3 separate regions of the Mus musculus genome follow, and regions 1 and 2 are each linked to region 3. Evidence: chromatin loops called from intact Hi-C (ENCODE). Cell type or tissue: heart. All regions are shown on one strand. Region 1 holds the start of Tardbp (TAR DNA binding protein). Region 2 overlaps Masp2 (mannan-binding lectin serine peptidase 2). Region 3 holds the start of Exosc10 (exosome component 10).

What was found. Hi-C counts contacts between places; a loop is a spot of excess contacts. Peaks named below come from ENCODE experiments on the same cell type or tissue, not always from the same donor. Only the 100,000 strongest peaks of a DNase experiment are listed, where the experiment ranks them.
Region 1: a loop joins it to region 3, with 2.1 times the contacts of the local background. A loop is called at or near these places in 4 of 42 quality-filtered maps.
Region 2: a loop joins it to region 3, with 2.0 times the contacts of the local background. A loop is called at or near these places in 12 of 42 quality-filtered maps.

What each region holds. Positions count from the first base shown.
Region 1 is chr4:148,621,767-148,629,766 of GRCm38, forward strand. Tardbp (TAR DNA binding protein) reads right to left here and starts at 5,230. Exons shown (of 6, transcript NM_145556.4): 1 at 4,915-5,230; 2 at 3,359-3,610; 3 at 183-346. The coding sequence starts at 3,596. In heart, a CTCF peak has its summit at 3,415; DNase peaks (open chromatin) are centred at 5,025 and 5,305; H3K4me3 peaks cover 2,707 bases; H3K27ac peaks cover 2,091 bases.
Region 2 is chr4:148,603,452-148,611,451 of GRCm38, forward strand. It overlaps Masp2 (mannan-binding lectin serine peptidase 2), which reads left to right. Exons shown (of 11, transcript NM_001003893.2): 4 at 236-367; 5 at 2,129-2,325; 6 at 2,578-2,725; 7 at 4,490-4,608; 8 at 6,666-6,744. Among named protein-coding and RNA genes, the nearest start is that of Masp2, 4.9 kb to the left of the region's middle. In heart, CTCF peaks have their summits at 1,558 (motif pointing left) and 4,520 (motif pointing left); DNase peaks (open chromatin) are centred at 1,290 and 1,440.
Region 3 is chr4:148,554,013-148,562,012 of GRCm38, forward strand. It overlaps Mtor (mechanistic target of rapamycin kinase), which reads left to right. Exons shown (of 58, transcript NM_020009.2): 57 at 2,255-2,360; 58 at 2,833-3,673. The coding sequence ends at 2,848. Exosc10 (exosome component 10) reads left to right here and starts at 4,407. Exons shown (of 25, transcript NM_016699.3): 1 at 4,407-4,566; 2 at 5,536-5,672; 3 at 7,001-7,124. The coding sequence starts at 4,456. It also overlaps the pseudogene Gm23318. In heart, no CTCF peak of the experiment used is centred here; a DNase peak (open chromatin) is centred at 4,439; H3K4me3 peaks cover 1,834 bases; H3K27ac peaks cover 1,493 bases.

The DNA of each region.
Region 1 (8,000 bases), 68 kb after region 3:
CAACACTAGTTTTTGGTTCCCAGCACCCACATGGTGGTACAAAACCTTTTGTAACTCAGTTCTAAGAGACTTGAAGCTCTCTTTGACCTCCAAGGACATATCTGCTACATACACAAGACACACGCTCGAGCAAAGCACGCAGGCAAATATCACAAAAACCTGTGAAGCAGAATGAAGCTTACCTGAACCATAAGAACCTCTCCAAAAGTACTGAAATAGTCTTTCAGATCCTGCTCAGTTGTTTTCCAGGGGAGACCCAACACTATGAGGTCAGATGTTTTCTGGACTGCTCTTTTCACTTTCACTGCAGAGGAAGCATCTGTCTCATCCATTTTCCTTTTGTTATCTAAACAAAGCAAAGCACAAGCACATGTGTGTTTAGTACTTCTTTAAAATGTTCTACTGTGCAGCACTTGACTTTACTCTCAGCACTCAGGAGGCAGAAGCAGGTTGATCTGTGAGTTCAAGCTCAGCCTTGTCTATGAAATGCAAACCAAGGCCAGGAGGTAATGAGGCAGGTGACCACTGAGTTTGAGGCCAGCAAGGTTCACAAAGTTCCACAGAGAAATCATGTCTCAAAACCACAAAAATAAAACCAAACCCATGGACATACACTAAGAAATTAAAAAGTAAAACAAGAGCAGATTTATGAAAAGTGAAAACTTTGGTAAGTCCCTTAAAGACTGAATGTAGCTTAAGTGGTTGGAGTGATTTTTCTAGTACCCCCAATTCTAGTTTTGAATCTTTCTGAAAACTGATTTTGAACACATAGTGGAATGTGTTGAGTATAAAGGAGGATATTTGTAAGCAGGTTCACACCTTCTGTCCTGTTATAGTTAGGGTGCGCAACCACGCCCAGCTTGGCAGGGTCCATTTTATTACTCCTGGTACTAAGCAACCTTCCCTTGGCTAGCTGGCTTGTGAGCTTCTAACAGCACTGTGTCTGTCTTGTATGTGGGTTCCAAATAGGATTGTCAGGCTTGCTCTGCAAGTGTTTTTACCGGATCGGGTTGTGAAATTATGCAAGACTGTAATCAACTGCATGTTCTCTTTCTCAAAAGCTGTATCAAAATAAGAACAATTCTACTTCATTTAATTTTGTGGTATTAAAATATATCTGACTGGCTGGCCAGGCATGGTGGCGCATGCCTTTAATCCCAGCACTCAGGAGGCAGAGGCAGGCGGATTTCTGAGTTGGAGGCCAGCCTGGTCTACAGAGTGAGTTCCAGGACAGCCAGGGCTACACAGAGAAACCCCGTCCCGAAAAACCATAAATAAATAAATCTGACTGATCTAGGGGATCACAACCCTCTTCTGATACACGTGTATAAATATCCATATACATAAACTCTTAAATTTTAAAAAAGCAACTTTCATTTCTACACGTAAACTGTTTTCTGCTATCCAAACTTTTAGCAATAGATATTTTGCAGTAAAAAGAACAAAACGAGATCACAGGCCTAAACCTCGGGTCACTTTAATTTATTAAGCAACATTTGTTATTTTACGGAGACAGGTGAAACTGCCCCCTGCCAAAAAGCCGGGCGGTGGTGGCGCATGCCTTGGGAGGCAGAGGCAGGTGGATTTTTGTAGACCAGCCTGGTCTACAAAGTGAGTTCCAAGACAGCCAGGGCTATACAGAGAAACCCTGTCTCAAAAAAACAACAAAAAATTCAAAAAACAAAAACCTGGTCCAAGAGTCCTCTCTTCTCATTCCCCCAATTATTACACGTGTACACCACACCTCAATGAACTACATGCCAGGCAAGCCCTGTAGAAGTTGAGTATTTCTTCCTGGCCCCAGGATCCTGGACTACCTTGAGACCGAAAGCATTATCAGAAATACCTTGGCCATAAGCTTTGGCTGTTCCGATTGGTTTATAATTTAATAATACCATTTATTCTAAGTTCTGTCCCGTGGCAAGTTACCTCTGCTCATGCTCCTGTCTCCCTCCTTCCTGTTTGTGGGTGCCCAACCCTCTTGTGTCTTCTCTATCCCCAAACCTTTCCCCCTATTGGATATCCCACCTTCTATTTCCTGCCTCAGCTACAGGCCAATCAGCTTTAACTAACAGATGCTGTATCCATACAGTACACAAGTGACTTTCTCTACAAAGCAATCTACCGAGTTCTAACCTTCAGCCCCTGTTCATTCCAACACAGCACCTCACTTTACCACCACTACCAGTCTTTGAAGTATGTGCCAACACGCCTAACCAACACCAGTGTCCCCAACCCAGGGTCTCCCTTTGTTGTAGTCCTGGCTATCCCCAATCTCTGAGATCCACTTGCTTCTGCCCCCTTGAGTGCTGGAATCAAAGACGTGCACCACAGACCCAGCTTTCTCAAACTTTCAAGAACGTCCATAGTAAGAGAGGGAGAAAAATCTCAGGTAGCTCTGCCCTAACTCAAGACTTGGGCTAGCGCAGTTGGTATTTTTTGAGGAGGGAAAAAGAAGAGATGGAGTAAGAACACTGGCGTTAAAAGCATCTGTCGTGTTTTCGGTCTTCTGAGATCAGGGTTTGGGTGTCAGCACCCACGCAGCAGCTCACAACCATACAGTTTTAGTTTCAGAAGGTTGAATGCCCTTTTGCACCAGGTGCACACACAGTGTAGAGACACACATACAAAACATTAATAACACATAAGATATAAATCTTTAATAAAACACAAATCTTAAAAGGATGATACGCCAGGACGACACACAGAGAAACCCTGTCTCGAAAATCCAAAAAACGATGAGACAAAGATGATTTTTGAGGCTGCAAGGAAAAGCTGGGCAGTGGTGGTGCACACCTTCAAACCTAGCACTTGGGAGGCAGAGGCAGGTGGATTTCTGAGTTCGAGGCCAGCCTGATCTACAGGGTGAGTTCCAGGACAGTCAGGGCTATACAGAGAAACCCTGTCTCGGGAAGGGGAAGAGAGAAAAAACAAAACAAAACCAAAAACAAAACAACCCAAAAGACTGAAAAACCCCGTTTCAAAAAGCCAAATTCTTTTACAAAACAGATGCATCTTTAAGGCATTTAGGTTTCACCACCTAAAATTAGCAATGACCATGTTCTGCCAGCTTCACATTTAAATTCATGCTCCTCAAAAAAAGAATCCTGCTTTTCAATTTCCATTTACTTAAACTGCTGACCTGCCAGAGTAGTCTAAGTCTAAACAAAGTTTATGAAAAAGTTAGGGTCATAGGAAACATTCCTCCATAACGACCAAACCCTCAAGTTGGAGCTCAACAATAGACTATTCTCCCAGCACACATGAAGCCCTGGATATTATAGTCTCACTTAAATTAAGATGGCACGGAAGTCTAACCATGGCCAGCAATACAGCAAAACCAAAATGATTAACAAACCTTTGGGATAGTTGACAACATATACCAGATTGCCCCAGCCAGCATCTGGGGCATGCAGAATTCCTTCCACCAGTCGGACTCCTCTCATACACTGAGACACGGGATTCCGGTAGCGCAGGCCGCATGCCCCTGGAAACTGGGCTGTAACTGTGGACAGCAACACCGTCCCATCGTCTTCTGATGGTATTTCAATGGGTTCATCGTTCTCATCTTCTGTTACCCGAATATATTCAGACATCTTTGCTTAAATCTCTTAAAGGAAAAAGAAATGAGCAAGAAAATCAGAGGAGTTATCTTTTCATAATTGGCTATTATCACACCACTTTATTCCCACTTCCTGAAAAGATTCCTGCTACCTAAAATGTTTCTTTTGCCATCCCTGAAAAAAAAATAGAGAAAAGGTATTTTCTAAAATAAAAATGTGATTTTGGGGGCTGTTGAGATGGCTCAGTGGGTAAGAGCACCCGACTGCTCTTCAGAAGGTCCAGAGTTCAAATCCCAGCAACCACATGGTGGCTCACAACCATCCGCAACAAGATCTGACTCCCTCTTCTGGAGTGTCTGAAGACAGCTACAGTGTACTTACATATATTAATAAAATAAATCTTTAAAAAAAAATGTGATTTTTGTCGAGCACGATAACCCACGCCTTTAATCTCAGCACTCTTGAGGCAGGCAGATCTTTTTGAGTTCGAGGCTGGCCTAGTCTACTGAGTTCCGGGGCAGCCACAGGGAAAACCGGTGTTCATGTGGCGCTCTGCCCGCCAGTTCTATTTTCTCAGCGCACACTATAAGCTTCCGGTGCTAAAATGGCAACAGTGTTACCATGTGGCCCGTTGGCTACAAAGCCAGACAAAAACAAGGTGTTAAAGAACTAAGTATCTGCCCCGATTTTTTTTCTTGCACTCGTCATTTCTTACCTGGAGCGCACAGATTACAGGCTACCGTATTTCGTAACCATTCTGAATTAAGTTTCTTCTATAGCCTGGACCTGAATCGGGTTTAGCACGTGCTTTAACGTGGAAAAAACCAGCCAAGCATTGGGATCTGAGGAACCCTCCCTGTGCTGGTGGAGCACGAACACCGACATCAGAACAGTTATCTAGCAGTTCTGGTGCTCATCCTCGGAAAGGTCTGGCTAAAGTTAGGCGTCGAGGGAGCAACGACGGCTACTCCGGGAGGTAGGCCGCCGCTTCCCAGAAGGCCGTGCGCGACAGACAACGTTGATGATTTTCCCCCCCTTTCAACTGGGCCCAGGGTGGGGCCCGCGGAGGTCCAAGTCCCATGGTGACAACAGTTATTCTCAAAAGCGACAATCTACAGGGACTAGGACGCCTGGAAACCCGGGGCGGCCACACACTTCCGCCCGTGGCTTCACAGCCAAGCAGAGGCCCGGCGTCCCGCTCCGGCTACTGCCCGCGCTTAGGCCTTAACGACGCGGCTGCGCGAGGCCAACCAGGCCCCGCTCTACCGCTCCCTCCCCGCGGCGCAGGCCGCACCGGGCCTCTCCGAAGCAACACTCGAGGCACGCAGGCCGGCCTTGGCGACCAACCTACCCGCTAGGCCACTGCTAGGAAGCACAAGGAGGAAGCACAGACGGGAAGGAATCCGACAACAGCCGCGCTACCGCTCCGTGCCCACAAAATGGCGCTAGGGCCGCCTCCCGCCCTCGCCCGCCTTCGGCCTCTCCCACTGGCTTCCCTGCAGGAGGGGCGCTCTCCGAGGGAAGCCACAGGCGCTCTCTCCTCCCAGAGGCTCGGATGCTAGCAGGCTCTTCGGCGTATAGAAAAAAGTAAAGAAACGCAACAATGAAAACAGCTGGGTCTGAAAAACTGACAGATGAAGGACAGAACGGCCACTCGGCCTTCCGAGTCCCCCTACGTAACGCGGTAGATGGCTTCGCCTGACCAACGGCCGGCCCTAGTCGAGGAGCTCGCGCGCGCCGAGAATGCGCGAGACTAGCGCAGGCCGGGACTGGGGCGGCAGGGGCGGGGCTAGGAGGGAAAGGGGGCGGAGCCTGCGACTGAACGCGTAAGGGCTTGGGGGGGAATCCCTGGGAACCCTGGGTTCCTAGTCTAAAGGCGACTCTTAAATGTCTTCTGCCTTTGCTCGTTAATTTCCAACGTGGAAACATTAACTTTGATCTGCAAAATGGTCCCTGTTCTAAGTACTATTTTGTATCAAGTACCTTTTAGCACTCTCTGGCTCTAGGGGGAGAAAAACAAACCAGAATCTTGTGAATGGCAGGCAAGTGTCTTCCCATTGACCTTGGGCTTAGCCATCAGATACTGTTTTAGAGACAGGGATCTCAAAGTCACTGTGTAGCCCAGGCTGTCCTTTAACTCATCAAGGCTGCCAAGTGTGGATGCTGCCCTAGCAGTCTACACGATAGTCGTGATACTCTCTCCTCTTTCAATAAGTGAAGAAACTGAGGCACAGAGTTGAGTACCTTGCATGAAGTCACCATGAGAAAGAGGCCCCACTAGGGTCTGAATCCTACAGCAAAAAACTACTTGGATGTTTCAGTATTTCGGTTCCAGTTGACGAGTCCTAGTATAACTTTAAAAAGGCTGAAGGCTAGCTCTACCACCAAGCAGCAGATGTAGACTCTTTACTCAGGGTTGGAATTTCTTGGTGTATCAGATTCAAAGCTTAGGCACAAAGGTTTTACACAGTTGCTTTATTTACTGAAACTGGGTCTTGCTGTACAGAACAGGCTGGCCTTGAGCTTGCTGGGTTCCTCCTGCCTCTGCCTCCCTTCTGGGAGGAATGGGGTAGGATTGCAGATCACCATCAGGCCAAGCCTTCCCACTTTAAGTTTATAAATGAATTCATTTCCTCCTCACAGCTACCTTGTAAGAAGATGGCATTGGAAGAACAGATGTTAATGTCTAGCCCCTAACTTCCATTAGAGCCCAGGCTGGCCAGGAACTCCTGGCCTGTCCTCCTGCCTCAACCATCTGAGTGCTGGGATTATAGGCATGAGTCCTTCCACCCAGCATTATTTACTTTTTGGTTTTGAACTTAACAAACAAACAAACAAAACAGGATTTCTGCGTAGTCTTTGGCTGGCTTAGAACTTACTGTGTAGACCAGGCTGGCCTCAGATTTGCTATGCCTTTCCTGAATCTGCGCCTTCAGTGTTGGGATTACAGGTGTGAGTCACCAAAATGGTTTTTTGTTTGTCTCCTAAGACAAGGTTTCATACAGCAGAGCCTGGGCCTGGCCTCCTGACTGTCCGGGATTACAGACCTGTGCTACCATGCCTGGAAAAGTCAAGAACTTTAACAGTAGTTTAAAAGGATGATTGCATTTTTTTTTTTTGATTTTTTTTTTTTTTTTTTTTTTTTTTTTTGGTTTTTCGAGAAAAGGTTTCTCTGTGTAGCCCTGGCTGTCGTGGAACTCACTTTGTAGACCAGGCTGGCTTCAAACTCAGAAATCCGCCTGTCTCTGCCTCCCGAGTGCTGGGATTAAAGGCGTGCGCCACCACGCCCAGCTTGCATTTTTTATTTATTTTCTGTGTTCACGTCTCTGTGGGAAACCAAACCTGCTCTGTGTGAGTTTTTCTGTGAGCCATCTAGCTGGCACCAGCTATCTTTTTTTTTTTTTTTAGACAGGGTCCTACTGTATATTCCAGGTTGACCTTCAAATCAGTCTTTCCCCCAGGCAGGTCTCCAGACTTCGGGAACTATAGATATGCATCATTACAGCTGCCCTGGAACTCAGAGAGCTCTGCCTGCCTCCACTTTCCAAGTGCTGGGATGAAAGGTGTATCTATGCCTCCACATCTGGCTAGACCATATTGGGTTTTTATTTAATTATTATTTTTCTTTTTGGGTCAGAGTCTCATGTGGCTCCCGCTGGCCTCCAACTTAATGCATAGCCCATGCTGGTCTTTGCTGTTGTTTCTATTCTAGCGTACTGGTATTAGAGGTGTGATACACCGCACCCCACCTGTGAGGGGAGCATTATAAGTTTTAAGGTTTGTTTTTTTTTTTTTTTCTTATCATGTGTGGGTGTTTTGCCTGCATGTATGTCTGTGCACTGTGGGCATGCCTGATGCTAACAGAGCCCAGGAGAGGGTGTTGGATACCCTAGAGTTATACATGCTTGTGAGCTGCCATGTGGGTGCTGGTAATTGAACCCAGGTCCTGTGGAAGGGCAGGCAGTGCTCTTAACCACTGAGCCATCTCTCTCTCTGTCTGTCTCTCTCTGTCTGTCTCTCTCTCTCTCTCTCTCTCTTTTTTTTTTTTTTTTGGTTTTTCAAGACAGGATTTCTCTGTATAGCCCTGGTTGTCCTGGAACTCACTTTGTAGACCAGACTGGCCTCCAACTCAGAAATCCACCTGCCTCTGCCTCCCGAGTGCTGGGATTCAAGGTGTGTGCCACCTGGCAGGGCCATCTCTCTTTTACTTGCTTTTTAAGAAAGGGTCTTGGTTGGGCTGGAATATTCGGCAGCCGTCATTTATCTGCCTTTGTAACGGGTGGGTTACACCTCATCGGTGTTATTTGTTTGCTGAGACTGGGCTCTGGTTTCCTGTCCTCGCCTGACAAGTGCTGTTATAACTACCATACCAAGCTAAAAACAAGTGCTGTTATAACTACCATACCAAGCTAAACACAAGTGCTGTTATAACTACCA
Region 2 (8,000 bases), 49 kb after region 3:
CTCAACCTCTCTGCTCAGAAAGCTTCTACCCGGTTGCCACTGGATTGATGATGGCTCTTCCCTCCTCTGCCCGGGTGACTTAACCTGCCACTGGTTTAGCAACGGTGCTACTTGCAACTCTGGGCCCAGGCCCAGGCGAAGCAACAGGCCTCCTATCAAGTGGGTCAGGGCCACCAAAGCCTGAGCTCTCTGTTCCATCTCTTTCCCTCCTGTCTGCCTGGCCTCTCTCCTTTAGATGTGGATGAATGCAGAGTGTCTCTGGGAGACTCAGTCCCTTGTGACCATTATTGCCACAACTACTTGGGCGGCTACTATTGCTCCTGCAGAGCGGGCTACGTTCTCCACCAGAACAAGCACACGTGCTCAGGTGAGGGGGTAGGGGCATCCCATCTACACCAGGTTATTCCAGCTACCAAAGCAGGAGTTGTTCTGCCCAGGGAGCTGGGCTCTTCTGCTTCCTCCAACACTATTAGCATGTCTAACTCCTCCCACTTTCCCTCCCTCCAATGGTGTACTTTGATCCCGCCCCTACTCTTGGAACCCCTAGTTCCATCAGCCAATTGTCTCTGCCTTCTGGGTGCTTCCTAGGTGGGCTTGGTATCTCTGGATAAGCCGGGCACACCTTAAGCTTCCAGTGTCTACCATAGGACCTCAAAGTAGAGGAGTGTAGGCAGGCTCAGAGCCATGGCTCCCGACCCCAGTGGGTGAACCTTTGGCCTCCTCTACCCTGTCTCTTGATCCTTTGCCCTAGCCCTTCTCTCCTCAGCCTTCCTGATGCTCCCCCACCCCCCATTTCTCTTCCAGAGCAGAGCCTCTAAACCTCCCTCAGCAACAGCCCGCCCACCCCAGTGAGTCAGATACCAGTCAGTACATGCCCACACGATGCTGCTCTGTCAGGCTGGAATGACTGCCAGCTACAGCACCCATTCACCTTAACCATGACAATAATAAACCTGCCTCCGTTTCCACTGTGGCTGTGTGTCTCTTGCCGGGGTTGGGGTGACGGGTTTGGAGGGCAGTAGAGTAACCTCAGTCCCTTCATCTTAGCCCTCCTCCTTGTCAGGAACTCCCTGAGCGCACACACCACACGGAGATCCTCTCACCTCTACTGGGTTCCCTGGGGCTGATCTTAGGACATTTTAGCTAGTTCTTATTTATAGGTCAATGCAGGTCTTTGTTCCCTGTCCCGGGGAGCTTGATTCAAAACAGAGACCAAAGGGGGTGTTACTGGGGGATCAGGCTAGCCACCCTGCATCCAGGGATGTCCTCTCTGCTGGTATGGAGCCACCTTCCAAAAGGAGGGCAGTACCGAGAGCCTTAGCTTCCTACAGGCCTTCTTCCCAGCCTGTCCCCATCATGAGCAGGCGGGCAGGGAACAGAACTGGAGCCTGATCTCCACAGGGCACCTGGCAGCCCAAAAGAGGAAAGCAGACTGTGTACATACTGGTAACCAACTTCCCTAGACCAGGGCCACTTCTAAGGGAAAGGCCTGTTCAGCTTGTTACCTGGGATCAAGGGCTCTGGGCTGGTCCCTGCCAGATATGGGTGGAAGCCCCCTTGTGGCCTCACTTGGGAACTGCTGAGCTGGGCACTGAGTGATATGAGAGCAGAAGAAACCCTTAGTTCAAGGGGCCTCCTCTGTCCTTTTCCTGGAGTCATAGGGACCTTGGGAAGGTGGCCTGCCTCCTATTTCCAGGGCCCCCCTCCCTCTGGCTTTGCTCTCCACCTCTTTGTGACTCTGAATCATCAGATAAACTATCACATCACGCTTTAGCCAAAGCCTGAGGAGAATGGAGCCCCCTTCCCCACTGCCATTCATCATCGTTTGGTGTGGGAGATGGGGTACTCTCCTGCCTCTGCAGATTATCAAGTGCAGGGTCTTGACCAAGCCCAGGATCTAGATGTCGCAGGCATTCTCTATCCTCCAGTATCCCTCCAGGAGCAGAGCCTTTTTTGTTTTTTTTTTTTTAAGACAGGGTTTCTCTGTGTAGCCCTGGCTGTCCTGGAACTCACTCTGTAGACCAGGCTGGCCTCAAACTCAGAAATCCGCCTGCCTCTGCCTCCCAAGTGCTGGGATTAAAGGCATGCGCCACCACGCCCGGCCCTATCCAATCTTCTTTCTTCCCAGCCCTTTGTTCAGGCCAGGTGTTCACAGGAAGATCTGGGTATCTCAGTAGCCCTGAGTACCCACAGCCATACCCCAAGCTCTCCAGCTGCACCTACAGCATCCGCCTGGAGGACGGCTTCAGTGTCATCCTGGACTTCGTGGAGTCCTTCGATGTGGAGACGCACCCTGAAGCCCAGTGCCCCTATGACTCCCTCAAGGTCTGGCTCTTGCATCCTTGTCACAGCTCTTTTCCCTCCCCCATCTTTCAACACTGCGCCTATGGCTGTTCTCCAGTGAATCTTAATCAACCTTTCTTTGCGGGGCTGGGGGTAGGTCTAAGCCAGGCTGTGGCTTCAGCATTAAGACATCCCACCTTTTGTTCCCAGCCTGCCCAAGCCAGTTCAAGTTACTTTGCTTCCATCTAACTGGGGCTAGAACCCTGCAGCAGGTCCCTGGGGTTCTTTATTCAGATTCAAACAGACAAGGGGGAACACGGCCCATTTTGTGGGAAGACGCTGCCTCCCAGGATTGAAACTGACAGCCACAAGGTGACCATCACCTTTGCCACTGACGAGTCGGGGAACCACACAGGCTGGAAGATACACTACACAAGCACAGGTGAGCGAATGGCCTGCCCCCAGATGCAGGCAGCAAAAGAAAGTGTCCCTTATGCAGCATCAGCAAGCTACAAAGCATTGGACTCCTCTATCGCAGGCCAGGGAAGGGAGCCCTGCTTGAGGACGGTGGTCTGTCAAGTGATGGCCCTTGATCAGAAAACAGCAACAGACAGACTACCCTTCCCCCTCGCACCCCATACTCAGCCAGCCATTTACCTAAGCAACCCCCTCTTTGCTCAACTCTGGTGTTCTGAGTTAGGGTCTATCTTTTGTTCTATAGCGGTAGCTGGCCTTAAGCTCTGATCGCCCTGCCTCAGCACAGGTCCATGCTCCCTCTGTACCACCCCCCTCAGCACCCACCGGCCCGGCCCAGACAGCTATTTACCTGCCCGTCTTTACTCTTCATAGAGATGTACTAACAGGGGTGAAGCCCAGTGGCAGTGAGCCTGTCCAGCATGCACAGGCTCTGTGCTCAAGTTCACATTATTTAAAAAAAAAAAAAAAAAAAGTGTGCCAAAAGTACTAAATGCAGAGAGGGGCCAGGGTCCCCAACAACACCTGCTCCCAATCCAGAGGAGAAATGTGATGTCATTGTGGCACAGCCTTTGAGGGGTGGGGACGGGACAGGGCAGTGGTGTTTCAAGACAGGGTTTCTCTGTATAACAGCCCTGGCTGTCCTTGAACACACAAACTCAGAGGTCCACCTGCTTTTGCCTCCCAAGTACTGGGATCAAAGGTGTATGCCACCATACCTGGCTCTTGGTTTTCATACCTGGCTCTTGGTTTTCTTTTTTTTTTTTTCTCTCCTAAGACAGGGTTTCTCTGTGTAGCCCTGGCTGTCCTGGAACTCACTCTGTAGACCAGGCTGGCCTCGAACTCAGAAATCCGCCTGCCTCTGCCTCCCAAGTGCTGGGATTAAAGGTGTGCCCCACTACTGCCCAGCCTGGCACATGATTTTAATCCCAGCACTCAGGAGGCAGAGGCAGGCAGAACTCTGTGAGTTCTAGACCAGCCTGGTCTACAGCTCAGTTTCCAGGACAGTTAAGAATACACCATAAAACGGTGTCTCAAAAGACCAAAATAGTCTGTATGCCATGTGTGTACAAATGCCAAGGACATCTGAAGGGTCAGACCCCCTGAGGCTGGAGTTATAAGTGGATGTAAGCACTGATGTGGGTGCTGGGACCCCACCTGGAGTCCTCTGGAAAGCAGTGTTCTTACCTGTTGTACCATGTCTACATCTCCAAATCTAGTTTACCTACCTACCTGTAGCTGAGTCATGGACAAAGAAATGGCCGGGCAGTGGTGACACACTCCTTTAATCCCAGCACTTGGGAGGCAGAGGCAGGCGAAGAATTTCTGAGTTCGAGGACAGCCTGGACTACAGAGTAGTTCCAGGACAGCCAGGGCTACACAAAGAAACCCTGTCTCAAAAACCAAAAAAAAAAAAAAAAAGTCTTGCTGTCCTGTACTCACTTTGTTTGTTGATCAGGCTGGCCTTGAACTCAGAGAGATCCACCTGTCTCTGCCTCCTGAGTGCTAGGAATAAAAGTGTGTGCCACCACACCCAGCAAGACACAAGTCTTGATTTGTGTGCAAGTAATTCAGCTTAAATTTTGCCTTTGGTGTGAAGTGTTTGGATGACCACCACACGTGAGGCAGGCTCTCTATGCCTCTTGTTTCCTTTATAAACTGAAAATGCAGATTGCTGACTTCAGGTTTGGCTGTTACAGACATAAACAATAAACCTGTTTCCCTTGCACAGCACGGCCCTGCCCTGATCCAACGGCGCCACCTAATGGCAGCATTTCACCTGTGCAAGCCATATATGTCCTGAAGGACAGGTTTTCTGTCTTCTGCAAGACAGGCTTCGAGCTTCTGCAAGTGAGTTACTAAAAAAATGCTAATGATCAAGATGGCTTTGGGATGAGAGATGAAAACAGGAAGTACCTATTCAGAAAATCAAAGTAGTACATTTGCAGAAAACAATGAAGGATGACAGGAGACTTGTGTGGTGGTGGGGGTCCTGTCTGTACAGTCACTGTCTTCAGACACACCAGAAGAGGCATCCGATCCCATTATAGATGGTTGTGAGCACACCCCACAGCCGTCTGCCCTAACCACTCTTGTAGGCTAGTCATTACAGAGAACTTCCGATCATTTGCACACTGCAGCAGCTCTGTAAAGTGGCTGAAACAACAGAACAGAGTGAGCTCGCCCTGCCCCACAAGCTCTGCATAGCTCTTCCTGTAAAATTAAGTCCTCCCTGGTCAGTGGATAGCTTTCCCCTGGAACAACTCCTGAGCCCACAAAGGTTAGACCTGGAAAGAATGCATTCTGCAAAGTTATAAATAGTGCTCACTGTTTAGGGAGAGGGAATATAATTTTAAAAACTGCTTAGTGTGTTGCTTCAGGAGCACAGGTAAGAGATTAACTCATCTTTGTGTTCTTCAAAATTGTCACTGAATCCCAGAGGTAGAAAGCAATAACCCTGGAATGACAGCCAGGGATGGTGTCCAGCCCATGGAGGGTCCAATCAGAGAGTCCCACCTGGCAAAACTCCTCTTCAGGCTCTTTTCTACCGTTCCATGGATTGCAAGTCCACAAACCTGTTTTGAAACAGTTTCATTGTTGGCCTTAAAGCTTATTATAGCGGAGCATGACCTTGTCCTGACCCTCTTTTCAGTCTCCATGCTGCTGAAGCAAGCATGTCCGGACTCTCGCTTCCCAAGTGCAGTAATGGATAATGTATGTTGTGCCATCATACTGTTTCTGTGTTTTGGATCAAACCCAGGACTTTCTGGATGCTAGACATTCTTTATGTCCTTTGAAACAGCTTTTGCAAATGGCTGCCTCTTCCATTAATGCTTGCCTTCTCTCTTGGGACTATGTAGACCCATGCTGACCTCAAACTCAGAGACCGACATGCATTTGATTGTGTATACCACCACACTTGGCTTAATGTTTGACTTTAGTAACTGATCTTGCAGTTTTTCTCAAACCTTGGCACTTTCCCTTTAGGAGTGTGTGTGGGGGTGTGGGGTGGGACAGGAGGTACAGTTGAAAAAGTGTTTCTCTGTGTAGCTTTGACTGCCCTGGGACTTGGTCTGTAGACCAGGCTGGCCTTGAACTCGAGAGACCCACCTGCCTCTGCGTCCCTGAGATGCCAACAGGCTGGGCTCCTTTTAGCACTTCTGAAAAAGTTACATTTGTGTGTATGTGCAGTTAAAAACCACACACTAGTGGTGGTCAGAGGCAGCTCCAGATCTCTACCATGTAGGTTCCAAGTATCAAATTCAGGTTGTCAGGCTTGTCAGTCAACTATTCACCTTTTCTACAAAGCCAGGGTTTTTGTTTTTTTGAGACAGGGTTTCTCTGTAGGCCTGGATGTGCTGGAACTCACTCTGCAGACCAGGCTGGCCTCGAACTCAGAAATCCGCCTGCCTCTGCCTCCTGAGTGCTGGGATTAAAGGTGTGTATCACCACTGCCTGGTCTTTTTTAAAAGGTGGGAGATAGTACAGGCCTTCAATCCCAGCACTCAGGAGGCAGAGGTGGGTAAATCTAGTCTGGTCAGCCTACAGAGGTCCAGGACAGCAGAACTTCATAAAAATGAGTGGTGGGAGGGTCTGGAGCTAGCCACTCACCCTCTAAGGGAATCAAACGAGAAGCACCAACAAGCGCTTTCAGCCAGACATTGTGTTCTTGGATGTGTTGGAAAGCCGTATGTGTACAGTTATTTATGCATAAAAGGCCACCACAGTTAAAACAGAAGTAAACAGTACATAAACCAGCAGGGCTGTTTGTTGCAAAACACTAAGCAAGGCAGCTGGGTCACAGGTCCAAGTGCAGGCCTTCCATGGTTGTTGCCCTGACTTGCTGTTCTGGGGGAGTGACCTGATGTTAATAGGGAGCTAGCTCATTTTCTGAATTTCCTCTTCAGGGTTCTGTCCCCCTGAAATCATTCACTGCTGTCTGTCAGAAAGATGGATCTTGGGACCGGCCGATGCCAGAGTGCAGCAGTATGGTCATATGGTGACAATCCCCTTTCCTTGGTGCTGCCTGTACCATTTGTATTCTTTTCACGTGTGCACACAGGTTAGAGCAGTGGTTCTCAATCTTCCTGTGCTGTGACCCTTAAATATAGTTCACATTGTAGTGACCCCAGCCATGAAATTTTAGTTGCTATTTTATAACCGTGAGTTTGTTGTTATGAATTGTAATGTAAAATTTGTTTTCAATGGTCACAGGCGACCCCCAAAGTGGTGGCGGCACAGGTTGAGAACCACTGGGTCAGCAGGAGCCTGACATTCTGTCTCACCAGCCCCAAGGATCTCAGTTAAAAGGCACATTGCCAAGTCCGGGACCTGGGGACCTGAATTCTCCCATTGAGGAATCTCCCCAGTCCCCCATCAACACTTCTGTGGCTTTAGTCATTCCCATTTCCTCTGCCAAATGAACTACTCACTTCTTAGGGCTTGAGTTCCAGAAGTACTGGGGAAAGACAGGATGCTCTGAAATCATTTCTAAGAGTAGATACTCCTTGTAGACAAGAAATGTACGGGGGAAACCACCTTGAGTATTTTAATTCCTATCACCCCACAGGAAACCATGCTGCTGCCTGTAGGCTTCTCTCCAGCTACAGCCCTTCACCTGTCAGCATGCATGCACAGGCCACAGTGTGGTTAGAGGGAGTTCCGTACAGTGCATACACCTGTCTACCACACACACACAAAGATAACGGCACTTTGGAAACTAAGACTAGGAATGTCTCAAGAACCAACTAGTACTCTTTCAACTACAAGAATACATATGTGAAAACAAAAACTTCCAGAAGCAGACAAATGAAAAGCTCTTCTCCATCTCCACCAACACCCATTAAAGAGTCTAAGTGCTGCCCAATGACCTCACTGGCCTGGCACTCAGGAAGCCTGTCTTCCCATTGTGTGCTGGCACACACGTTTGTGCACATAGGTTACACAGTATAGCACTTCTGAGAAACAACTCCAAGGAGAATTTAAATGTTTTTACAAATTCACATTCTTGCCAATGGTTTACTAGTTAGTTCTTTCAGTGACGCTGAAAGATGCTGAGCTGGGTTTGGCAATATGTGGTGCATCAGTCATCTAACTCTGCCATTGCTTGCTACACAGGTGCTATTTACCTGTGGCCTGTCAGAGCAGCCCAAACAGACTGAGACAAGTGGTGGAGGCAGGTAGAACTATAGAGTTTCTGAACAGCTAGAGTTAAAAAGAGATTGTCTCACAAACTAAAAGCA
Region 3 (8,000 bases):
ATCTACAACTCTGAGGCAGAGAAAACTAACTGAAAATGACATAGGCTTTTGAAACCTCAAAGCCCAGCTCCAGCGACACTGTCCTCCAGCAGCTCTACACCTCATAATCCTTCCCAAATAGTTCCATCAGCTAGGGACCAAGTATTCAAATATATGAGCCTCTGGGGACCACCATCATCCAGACCTCCACAAGGAGTTACCTAGCAGACGTTAAGGCTGTGTCAGGCAGAGGAAGCAGTGGATCTGGAACCCTTGATGAGAGGGATGGTAAAAGGAAGATCCCAGGCTGCCATCAGCCCAGGGCACCCACCGGAGGCAGGTAGGTGCAATGGGGAAGAACCAGGCATGATTGCTTTGTGTTGTGATAGCACATGCACTGGCTGGGTGGTCTTGCATCAGAAGGAGGACGTTTAAATGCTCTAATGTGCAGACAAGACAACCACTGATGAATTGAAGACCTCGATGCAGAGGTCTTGAGGAAGGCAGGTCAAAGGCTGGGCTAGGGCTGTGGCTCAGTGGTAAAGTTATTGCCTACACTCACAGAACCTAGGTAATCGTCTCAGTACAGTGCAAAAAATAAAACCCACAAAGATGGCTTTGACACCCGACGCATGAGTCGGTCAAAGATGACATCACTGGTGACCTGTGTGGAGCCTGATAGCTAGACTAAAGTTGTTGAAGAGAATGAGGTGGAGGCAAAGAAAGGTGAGATGCTGCAGAACTCTTGAGCAGTCTCTGCAGGGAGGAGAGGCCTAAGTGAGCAAATAGAAGCTGTGGACTGCGGAGTCCTGGGTCTGAGGCGATGGCACAGAAGGACCCTCACTTAGCCACACCCCATGTCTCTAAGGAGTGTGTTCAGAAAACTGAGAAGGGCATCGTGACGCCTCATAGCTTTAATCTTGGTGTTCAAAAGTCAGACAGGCTCCAGCCAGGGCTTCATAGGCAGAGAAAGAGACCCTGTCTCAAACACAGAGACAAAAACCTGTGAGAAGGATGTAATCAAGGAGAGATTGAGACTACATAATCAGTACTTTGAATGTTGGACCCTGAGCACAAGGCAGGATGGTCAGAGGAGAGGAACGCATGCCTAGGTTTGGGAGAAGAGGAGACTGATGAAAAGAAGCCAGTCTGCAAGCCGCCCAGCATAGCCTCAGGGCTAGAACTGAACCATGACAAGTGGAGAAACCCTAGTATTTATGGAGATCTGGAAGACTTAAACAGTCATTGAGGTAGGAGAAAGGTGCTTTGCCAGCTAGGCGTGGTGGCTCATGCCTGCAATCCCAGTAGTAAAACAAAGCAGAAGTGCAGCTGGCTGGGTCATAACAGTGAGTTCTAGGAATACTCAAAAATAATCAGATGGGCAGGTACAACTACCTACTCAGGCCAGCTGATACTACATGAAGTCTCTCTCAAGACCCACTCCCCCCCACCCCCATCTCAAAGAAAAGAAAAAGAGGTGGGATGGGCCTGGAAAGGTGGCTCTGTGGTGAAAAGCAGGTGTTATCCTTGTGGTCCAGGTTTGGTTCCCAGCATCCATATATGGTTCATGCCTATCAGTAACTCCAATTCCAGGGCACCTGACTCCATGTTCTGACCTCCAAGAGCACAAACATGGTACACATATGGGCAAAACACTGAGGCACATAAAATTTAAAAATCTCTAAAACATAAAACAAAACCGTTCTCGCTTCGGTAGCAAATATACTAATGTTGGAATGATACAGAGAGGATTAGCATGGCCCCTGAGCAAGAATGACATGCAGAGGACTCTGGGAGGGGGGACTAAATAAATAAAATAATTAAAAAAAAAATCAAATAGAAATGCATAATCATACCGTGCATTATCTTTAGTCGACGAAGTTTAGATATTTGGGAGTCTGGGCTATTGATTACCAACAGTAAATGAATTTGGCTTTAAAAAAAAAAAAAGCATATTATCAAAGAAGCTCTATTGGCTAGTTAGGCTGCTGAGCCTGTGTGGGGACAAGATCTTAACTGTCCAGTAGAAACACTGATGAAAATTTGTGGGGTTCAAGCTAAATGACCTTGTTCACGCCTCAAATCTGATTTCGGAACAGCGCTATTAGGCACATCTTAGAACTGGGTCTATATTAAGAGATCAGTGTGCCTGCAGATGACACAGAGGTGAATTTCTCACTGCAGATGTGGTCTGTCCTTCCTGCTCTAGCTGAGCCAAACAAGAACATGGGCTGTGTTGTTGCCAAGTGCAGATGACAGTCTTTCTGCTTCCTAGGTCGGGATTTCTCTCATGATGACACTTTGGATGTTCCAACCCAAGTGGAGCTGCTTATCAAGCAGGCAACATCTCACGAGAACCTCTGCCAGTGCTACATTGGCTGGTGAGTGAGCCTGCAGAGGAGCCTCCTCAGCCAGGCATGGTGGGCATGCCCTTACTCCCCAGCACTGGGCACGCAGAGGCAGGCAAAACTCGAAGTTTCAGTACAGCCAAGGCTATAGTGGTGAAACCATGTCTCAAAAATATCTGAGAATGCTCCTTGTCTAACGGGAAACTGAGAGCTGTGATCTGTATCTGGAAGTCACAGCTGCTTCAGAGCTACAGTTTAGAATGGGCAGGTGTGTGACTTTCTGTGGTGGCTTTAGATTTTTGTTGTCACTCCTGAGATGTAGAAGGGCACAGGAAGAGTCAGAGCAATGACTAGAGAGAAAAAGGGAAGAAGAAGATTGGTAATCCTGTAATCGAGTCTGGGCAGAGAGATCTCTGGGAGCTCAGGCCCGTTAGCCCTTGACTAGTGATACTGACTGAGTCCCACGGGGCTCTGACTGACCGTCCCCTTTCTGTCACCTTCCTAGGTGTCCCTTCTGGTAACTGAGGCCTGGAAAACCACGTCGTCTCCTCCCAGGCTTTAGTACCTTGTCTGTGCTTCCAGTGGACTAAAACCATGGACAGACAGTTGGACTTGTTAAATATTTTGAAATGTATATGAAAAGAACTACTGTATATTCAAAGTTGGCTTCCGCCAACCTCCTAGCTGCTGTTGAAAAGACACTGTCAGAAACACAAGGCTTGATTCAGTTCCCAGGACAGTGAAACACAGTAATCCTTCAGAAGCCAAGCCTTGGATTTTGGGAGAACAGAAGATGGGTAACTGAGAAATACGGGTTTTGACTTAACTTACAAGAAAACTCATCATAAACATTGCTGACAGAATAATCCAGTTGGTCCTCTCAACCAGGGGCTCCAACGGCAAGGACACAGAGGTCGGCACTCCACTATCCTGTTACCTCACCCGTCCCTGGATGCAGTGGCGACATTTGCAGGATGGGCCAACATGGCTAAGAGAGTCTGTCTTCCGCCTGACCCCACGATGCTGAAACTCACAAGACCTGCCCTTCCAGGAGGACATTTGTTCAGAAGCCTGGCCACCGGGCATGAGCAGGTGTGCCAAGGATCTCCATGCGGGGCCACACTGGCTCTACTGTGTTCAGTGAGGGAGGGATATGCTGTATTTGCAGCAGGGACTCAGAACATAAATGCTGATCACAGAGGGACACACTAGAGCAGGTTGTGAGTTATAAGCAAAGTAAATATCCAACTAAATACACAAAGTATAAAGTAAAGCCACATCTAGACACCACGTTGTATCTGAGTAAATTTTGTGCCAATAAATGACATCAGAATTTTAAAAGCATATATGTGTATGACTGGCTTTCTGTTCATCATTTTGTAAATTCTGTTATTGGGCTTTGGATTAAACTCAGTGGTGAGCCACTGACTAACAGGCACAGGAGCTAACACCATTACATTCCAGCACTAGACAGGCAACCATGGGTCTCTTGAGTTTCAGGACTACACAGAAAACCCTGTCATAATAAACGAGAATACATACATACATACATACATACATACATACATACATACATACACACACACACACATAGGCGTGTCACTTTATCAGTATGGCACATGTATGTATGTGTATGGGTGCCCATGTCAGCCAGTTGAAGTCATCTGCTCCCTTGGAACTGGAGTTACAAGTGGTCATGAACTTCAAGCCTGCGTGCTGTGGTCCTCTTTAAAAAAAAACAGCGAGTGTTCTTAACTGCTTCAAAACCTCCCTTCCCTCCCTCGCCCAATGTTTTAAACAAATTGGAAAAACCCAATCCTAACGTGGTTTTGCACGTCTTTAATCCCAGCACTTGAGTGGATGAGGCAGGCGGATCGGAGGTGAAGAGCTAGCTTTAAATGTGATTTTGATTGTACCCTCCCTCCAGTTCTCAGGCGAGGCCACAGGTTTGTTAGGATACAGCGTGAAATCAAAGAAAAGCCTAAATTTCCCCATCGTTAAGGCAAGACCCACAAAGCTACGCTACTTGGTGAGGGGTGGGGGGAGGATTTAACCGCGCGCATGCGTGTTACGCCCGCCTCGGGCAGCCGGAACAATCTCGCGAGAAGAGCCGCCCTAGGACGGAAAAATGGCGCCTCCCAGTCCCCGGGAGCATCAGTCCGCGCCGGCGACCAGTGCGACCAAGCCTGACGCGGAGATGGTACTGCCTGGCTTCCCCGATGCAGACAGCTTCGTAAAGGTGAGTTCGCGGGCCCTGGGGCTCCCCAGGAGCCCCCTGTTCTGGCCGGAAACGGGTCTGAGGCTACGGGCTTCCGGCGCCCGTCACGGCGGCCTGACGGCGCGCACGGAGAGCGGGAGAGGAGGGCTCCGCGCTTCCGGTGTGAGCGCGTGTGGCTTCGCGTGTCGAGCCGTGTCCGCGGCCTCGGAGGGGCGTCCTTGTCACTACCTCTCCCGAGGGGCCCGACAGCTGGGAGACGCTCCCTCCCATTGCTCACCCCGCTGCTGCCCTGACGTCCGTTACCCCAATCTCGTGGGTTGACTGTCCCCCGTCACGGGTGACATCAAGCCTCTCCAAGTGTCAAAGGACCTCTTGAGAAGGAGCATAGAGTTTTTTTTTTTTTAATTTATTTAAAGTCTTTGTTCACAAAATTCATGATGCTGTCATTAGGCCTTCACACCTCCCATCTGCCGGGGTCCCCCAACCGTAAGATCATTTTCATTGATGGCCTTGCTGCAAGCAATCTATGTAGACATTAACTTCAAAGTAAATTGCGATCCTCTTGTTAGTTTAAAAAAATATATTATTTTCGTCGCTAATTTGTAACAGTAATTTTGCTACCGTTATGAATCATAATGTAAGCAGGCAGGGTATTGGTGGGTCTGTGACCCATTATTTATCAACGACAGCTGCTTCTGATTGTTTACCCTTAACTACCTCACAACAGTCTTATCGAAAGCACTGGATATAAAATGGTCATCTGAGTGGGGTGGGAGTGGTGCACACCTTTAATCCCAGCACTTGGGAGGCAGAGGCAGGCGGATCTCTGTATGTCTGAGCCCATCCTAACCCAGGTCCTGTAAGAGAAGTGCTAAGCGCTCTTTTAACACTGAGTCTCTCCAGCTCTTGTGAGGTTTTTTTTTTTTATTTATTTCTGTTGAATGGACAGGAATCCGTGTCTAAAATGTGTCTTTTTCTCTGGATTTTCAGTTTGCACTTGGGTCGGTAGTGGCAGTTACCAAGGCATCCGGGGGCCTGCCACAGTTCGGTGACGAGTATGATTTTTACAGAAGTTTCCCTGCCTTCCAGGCATTCTGTGAGACACAAGGAGACAGGTTACTGCAGTGGTAAGTTTATTACGTTGATTGAAAGAAAGAGGGGCTGGAGAGATGGCTGAGCGGTTAAGAGCACTAACTGTTCTTCCAAAGGTCCAGAGTTCAAATCCCAGCAACCAACCACGTGGTGGCTCACAACCATCTGTAATGAGATCCAATGCCCTCTTCTGGTGTGTCTGAAGACAGCTACAGTGTACTCACCTATAATAAATAAATAAATCTTAGAGAGAGAGAGAGAGAGAGAGAGAAGAGAGAGAGAGAGAGAGAGAGAGAGAGAGAGAGAGAGAGAGAGAGAGAGAGAGAGAGAGAGAGAGAGAAAGAAAGAAAGAAAGAAAGAAAGAAAGAAAGAAAGAAAGAAAGAAAGAAAGAAAGAGGAAGAAAGGAAGAAAGAAAAGATTTTCCTGAGGGTCACATACCTCAGCGGTTGGGAAGTAATGAGAATGGTTGGGTTTCTGGGTCTGAATTCCGGTACCAACCAACCACAAAAAAACAAAACAAACAAAAAAAAAAAGCACTGCTAAAGGCCAGTGAACATAGGATAATCGCATGGCCTCTGGTTGTTAAGAGAGCATACATGGAGCCCGGGCTAGCCTGGAACTTGCTATGTAGACCAAGCTGGCCTTGAAAATCTTAGAGATCAACCTTTCCCTACCTCTTGAGTGCTAAAATAGATATGTGCGCCATCACAGCCAGCATGATCTATGATCGTTAAAAATAAATTAGGGGCCAGCAAGATGATTCAGTAGGCAAAAGTCACCTAATTCTAAGCCTGACAGCATGAATTGAACCCCTGCGACTCTCAGGATGGAGCGAGCAAGCTTCTGCAAGTTGTCCTCTGACCTTTACACATGGGCAGGGGAACTCACACATAGATGTACACATTGTTTGTTTGTTTAAATCGTCTTTTGCTGTGTGTGGTGACTCACACCTTTAATCCCAGCACTAGGGAGGCAGAGGTGAGTAGGTCTCTGAGTTAAGGCCAGCGTGGTCTATAGAGTGAGTAGAACAGCCAAGGCTACGTGTTTCTCATCTGTTAATTGTTGGGGGAAATTACCTTAAAGTTATTATTTTATTGAGACTAGGTCTAACTCACTAAATTGCACAGGTTGGCTTCGAACTCACTGGGCCCAAGCCTTCCGTGAAGGCAGTATCACAAGTCTACACCACCAGGCCTGGTTTTGGGTCTTATGTCTGAAACATTGCTGTGAGGATATACATTTTATTAATTTCATCCAGACTGCTGGGAAGCCTGTGATCCGAGCCCTTTGTGGTGTTTTCCCAGACAGTGGATTGGTAGAGTAAAGCAGACATGCTAACCTTGGTTTTCCTCTCTTCCTTAGCATGAGTCGGGTAATGCAGTACCATGGCTGTCGCAGCAACATCAAAGACCGAAGTAAAGTGACTGAATTGGAGGACAAGTTTGATTTATTAGTCGATACCAATGACGTGATATTGGAGAGAGTGGTGAGTGCCTCCTGTCCACATAAGTAAACTCAGACAGAAAGCTCAGATATCAAAATGCAAGGAGAAACCCCAGTGTTACGGAAAATGGAGTAAGTGTAGCCCGGCCTAGCGGCCATACCTATGTCTCAGCACTGGAGAAGCAAAGGCAGGTGGGCCTCTGAGTTCCAGACCAGCCTGCTCTACACAGTAAGACCTCTCTGATAGGGAGATGGGTGGGTGGGTGGGTGGGTGGATAGATAGATGGACATTTTCATTACATGGATGGGCACGTGCTCCTGAGTGCCAGTGTCAGTGGAGACCTGCGATCTTGGAGCTGGAGTTACAAGCAGTTGTGACCCACCTAACATGGGTGCTGGGGTAGAGTACCAGTCCTCTGCAAGAGCCATACGTGCTCTCTCCAGCCCCCGTCCATGCTTTGCAAAAACAGTTACACTTTTTAGCTCTGAAAAATGGCTCACAGCCGGGCATGGTGGCGCACGCCTTTAATCCCAGCACTTGGGAGGCAGAGGCAGAGGCAGGCGAATTTCTGAGTTCGAGGCCAGCCTGGTCTACAGAGTGAGTTCCAGGACAGCCAGTGCTACACAGAGAAACCTGTTTCGAAAAACCAAAAAAAAAAGAAAGAAAGAAAAATGGCTCACAAGTTAAGAGCGCTTTCTGCTCTTCTAGAGGACCCAGGTTAAATTCCCAGCACCCACGTGGCAGCTCACAACATCCTCACACAGACATACATGCAAGCAAAATACCAATACATATAGAATAAGATAAATAAATCATTTATAAAAATTTAAAATCTTAATTGGCAAGTTGAAATTCTGAATACTTGTAATATATAAATAAATGATATATTACATTTATCTAATTTTAATTTATTCATTT